Linked DNA regions of Homo sapiens: region 2 is linked to region 1. Evidence: read pairs that join two places in POLR2A ChIA-PET (ENCODE). Cell type or tissue: IMR-90. All regions are shown on one strand.

The links. ChIA-PET counts read pairs that join two places held together with the same protein. Peaks named below come from ENCODE experiments on the same cell type or tissue, not always from the same donor. Only the 100,000 strongest peaks of a DNase experiment are listed, where the experiment ranks them.
Region 2: POLR2A ChIA-PET joins it to region 1 with 5 read pairs; 1 of 35 experiments calls an interaction of 5 or more read pairs at or near these places.

Annotation. Positions count from the first base shown.
Region 1 is chr22:37,515,686-37,518,185 of GRCh38, reverse strand. CARD10 (caspase recruitment domain family member 10) reads left to right here. Exons shown (of 20, transcript NM_014550.4): 2 at 78-215; 3 at 1,888-2,213. Among named protein-coding and RNA genes, the nearest start is that of CARD10, 2.5 kb to the left of the region's middle. In IMR-90, no CTCF peak of the experiment used is centred here; no DNase peak of the experiment used is centred here.
Region 2 is chr22:36,422,672-36,425,171 of GRCh38, reverse strand. No RefSeq gene overlaps it. Among named protein-coding and RNA genes, the nearest start is that of MYH9-DT, 35 kb to the right of the region's middle. In IMR-90, no CTCF peak of the experiment used is centred here; a DNase peak (open chromatin) is centred at 1,151; H3K27ac peaks cover 670 bases.

The DNA.
Region 1 (2,500 bases):
TGGTGGGGGCAGAAGCAACCAGGCACCTGGGGAGGCCTTCCCCTAGACCCTGGGTACATCCCCCCACTACTCTGTAGGGCGCCTGATGGACATCTTGCGCTGCCGTGGCAAGAGGGGCTATGAGGCCTTCCTGGAAGCCCTGGAGTTCTACTACCCCGAACACTTCACGCTGCTCACGGGCCAGGAACCCGCCCAGCGCTGCTCCATGATCCTCGGTGAGTGGATCTGCGGTGGATGCTGGCACCTCGGACTCCAGTGCACAGGCTCCTTTCCCCATCCCTGTTAGGGAGGCGCTCCCACTATGCCTGTTGAACAGTAAGGGAAACTGAGGCATGGAGAGGCTGAAGGGGCTTGCCCAGGGCCCCACGGTAGGCTGAGGGTGGGGCTGGGTGCTAGTGCCGTTATTCCAAGTTCAGAGCCACATGCTTAAGATGGCTCTTTCTTCGTGATACTGTTTTCAGACATATGTCTGACATACACAGATGTATAGTTTTTTATGTAAAAAAATACAGAGGCTCCAGGTGACTTTGAATTTTTTTTTTTTTGAGACAGTGTCTTGCTCTGTCACCAGGCTGGAGTGCAGTGGCGCGATCTCAGCTCACTGCAACCTCCGCCTCCCAGGTTCAAGCGATTCTCCTGCCTCAGCCTCCCGAGTAGCTGGGATTACAGGCATGGGCCACCACGCCCTGCTAATTTTTGTATTTTTATTTTTAATAGAGATGGGGTTTCATCATGTTGGCCAGGATGGTCTTGATTTCCTGACCTTGTGATCCGCCTGCCTCGGCCTCCCAGAGTGCTGGGATTACAGGCGTGAGCCACTGCGCCTAGCTGAATTTTTTTATATAAAAAACACAAACACATACACACACGCACACACGCCTACGTGTGTATTTTGCTTTTTCTTAGAACAACTGATTTTAGTGATTCTTTCACCTCTGTTACATACACTTGTTTTAAGTGACTGCATACTGTTCATTAGTGAAGTTAGGACATAATTCATTTAACCCATTTCCAGTTGATGGATACCTAGGTTTCCAGTTTTGTATTATTACAACGATACGGGAACATCCTTGTATGTGCGTCTTTGTGCAAATGTGTCTCAGGCGAAGAGGTTCTGAGAAGAATTTCTCAAAGAGTCTGTGTATTTTAACTGTTAAATCAACATACCTCCTACCAGGAATGTGTAAGGGCCCATTTGAATCCTGGGGATCATGTTTAAACGTTTTTACCATTCTGATATGTAAAAAATAATGTTATTGTTTTAAGTTTATATTTCATTGAGTGATACAGTTCACAGGTTACTAGTTATTAAACCTTGGGTAAATAACTGCTCTGTGCTTCAGTTTTTCTGTCTTTAAGATGGGTACAATAATAGTACCTACCTTACAGTGTTGTCATAAAGATTAAGATATATCTAGCACAAAGAATGAAGTTAACAAATATTAGTAGCTACTGTAATTATTGTTGATAGGTTGGTGCATATTTTCCTGTATTTATTAACTATTTTTATTTTGGGACTTGCCTATTGATAGTTTTTGTCCATATTTTTATTTGGTTGTTGATCTTATTGATTTGTAGGAGCTCTTTATATATTACGGCTCTGAGTTCTTGTTATATTTTCTCCCACTCTGTTGCTTATTAACTTTGTTACATCTTTCATTTTTCAAAGGTTTAAACATTTTTATATGGATTTGTCCATCTTTTTTCTCTTATAACTCCTGGATTTTGTGTGTTGTTTAGGAAGACCTCCCCTGCTCCCAATTCTACAAATATATTCCAGAATTTCCCTCTAGTGTTTTTATGGTTTGAGTTTTTTGACACAGTATGTTATCTCCTGGATTTTACTTGCCTGAGCTGCCTATTCTGTCCCCTGTTCTGTCCTGGCAGATGAGGAGGGGCCTGAGGGCCTGACCCAATTCTTGATGACAGAGGTGCGACGGCTGCGGGAAGCTCGCAAGAGCCAGCTGCAGCGGGAGCAGCAACTGCAGGCCCGGGGCCGGGTGCTCGAGGAGGAGCGGGCAGGGCTGGAGCAGCGGCTGCGGGACCAGCAGCAGGCTCAGGAGCGCTGTCAACGGCTGCGGGAGGACTGGGAGGCGGGCAGCCTGGAGCTGCTGCGGCTCAAGGATGAGAACTACATGATCGCCATGCGCCTGGCACAGCTCAGTGAGGAGAAGAACTCGGCTGTACTTCGCAGCCGTGACCTGCAGCTGGCGGTAGGCCCTGGGGAGATGGGTCGGGGAGGCAAGGGAAGGGGCAGCTTTTGCAATGTAGTAGCCAGCCAGCCTGTGTCCCAGAGCCACCATTGCTGGCTCTTTGACGTGGATAAGTCCTTTTAGTGCTCGGTGTACCTACTTCATTGGGTTATGACTGTGGTTCTCAATGGGGGGTGATTCTGACCCCCTAGAAACATCTGGCCATGTCTAGGAAATATTTCTGGTTGTCACAATTAGTGGGGATTTATTGGCATCTGGTGTGTAGAGGCCAGGGATGCTGTCAAACG
Region 2 (2,500 bases), 1.1 Mb after region 1:
TCTTGCTCTGTCCCCCAGGCTGGAGTGCAGTGGTGTGATCATAGCTCACTGTAGCCTAGCCTCAACCTCCTGGGCTGAAGCAATTCTCCCACCTCAACTTCCTGAATAGCTGGGACCACAGGCGTGCTCCACCATACCCAGCTAATTTTTTTTTATTATTATTATTTTTGTAGAGACAGGGTCTCGCCATGTTGCCCAGGCTGGTATCAAACTCCTGGGTTGAAGGGATCCTGCTACTTTGGCCTCCCAATGCGCTGAGTTTACAGGCGTGAACCACTGCACATGGCCAAAAACAAAGTTTTTAAACAGTGCCTCAAATCTTATTGGAGTGGCACAATTCACACGCAAGATGCTAAGGAACAACAAGCAGAGGATAAAACCAAATGGTAGGAGGAGAGAGTGCTGGAGCAGGGAGGAGCCACGTGGTGTTCAGGGTAGGCATCCCTGAGAAGGGGTGTTACTGAATTACATCCGTAAACTTAAGTGTGTTAATCAGGACTTTATCTTTTGCAAATGACAGAAACTTGACTCAGTTGGCTTAAAGAAACTGAAATTTAAGCAGGGCACGATGACTCACACCTGTATCCCAGCACTTTGGGAGGCTGAGGCGGGTGGATCACCTGAGGTCAGGAGTTCAAGACCAGCCTGGCCAACATGGAGAAACCTCATCTCTACTAAAAATACAAAAATTATCCAGGGATGGTGGTAGGAGCCTGTAATCCCAGCTACTGGGGAGGCTGAGGCAGGAGAATCACTTGAACCCAGGAGGCGGAGGTTGCGGTGAGCCAAGATCGCGTCACTGCACTCCAGCCTGGGCAACAAGAGTGAAACTCCGTCTCAAAAAAAAAAAAAAAAAAACCCCATCTGTTATTTGTGATTTTCCTCAGTGCCCAGCCCAGCTCCTGCACATAGTAGGCCCTCAGCGATAGTTGGTTGGATTGAATTGTCAAACTGGATGACATATCCACTCTGTCATTCATTCCCTCATTCATTCATTCATTCAACAAGCAAAGCCTGAGCTCCTGCCATTCATCAGGCCCTGTGCCAGGCTCTGGGACACAATGTGGAATAAGGACAGGGCTTTGCCCCCCAGAAGCCTTTGGAATAATAACTTGCAGCTGAATTGCACGATTGTTTATGGTTTGTGGTTCATGAAGCTCTTTCACATATCCTGTCCCATGATCTTGATGTGTGGATGTTGTTGAAGAAATTCAGGAGGAAATTCTGAAGAAGTTCAGGATAAAGACTCTTGGGTGAGGCCATGCCGTAAGTCAGCAGCTGGACTCCCTTCCCAGTGCCCACTCCCTAGGAACAGGCTGCCCACTGTGCATCGGGCCTGAATCGCAGGACACTGCATGGAGCTCCTTCCCTCGTCCGGCTCAGAGTTTGGAAGGTGTCCTGCAGTGGCCCTGGCAGAGCCGGGATGTCATCCTTGGAGGAGTTGCTTGGGGCCGTGGGCCTGGGAAAGGCCTGACGTGTATCCTCTGCCTCCACCACAGGCCTGATAAGAAAGTGACCACAATCCCTTTTGGGCTACTTTCTTGGTCAAAAGAGGAACATAGTCTTGGGTGAAAAGGGAAGATATGGAGAGCACTGCAACTGAGCAACCTGGTCACCATGGAGGATGGGACAGAGCACTGTCAAGTCAGGGTCCCACCACCGGGTGTCTCAGCTCATGAGCTTCCCTCTCTAGTTGGGCTTTTCTGTTTAGTCCCTTCCTTCCCCACCCTACTCGCCCAACCTAACCATGTTTTGGTCAATCCTTTCCTTGTTAAAGTATCCTATTGAGGCCAGACACTGTGGCTTACGGCTGTAATCCCAGCACTTTGGGAGGCCGAGGCGGGTGGATCACCTGAGGTCAGGAGTTCAAGACCAGCCATGACCAACATGGTGAAACCTTGTCTCTACTAAAAATACAAAATTAGCTGAGTGTGCTGGCACACGCCTGTAATCCCACCTACTTGGGAGACTGAGGCAGGAGAATTGTCTGACTCCGGGAGGTGGAGGTTGCAGTGAGCCAAGATCGCAGCATTGCACTTCAGCCTGGGCAACAAGAGCAAAACTCCATCTCAATAAATAAATAAATAAAAATAAATAAACAAATAAATAATAAAGTAATCTATTGCTCAAGGCCCATGTGCAGGCCCACCCCTGGGGAAGGCCCCTGCACAGCTCAGCCCTCACTGACCCGCCTTGCACAGCTCAGCCCTCACTGACCCGCCTGCCTCCTGGGACCATAGCTGGTACTTGTTTTGCATTTGGGGATCCTAACTTGGTTTGAAGCAGAAGCAGATCAGAGACAAAAATTTGAGTACATGTGGTTGATTTGGACTGTGATCCCAGGCAACTTAGATAAGGGAGTGGGTGAGTGAGACAGAGAAGGGAAGCAGGAGCTATCTACCTAGTGAACGGGACCTCCCAGTTATTTGCCCAAGCGTTGAGCGAGCACAGGCTAAGTTGAGAGCTGCTCCCAAAGGGCATTACGTCCTCAGCACTTGCA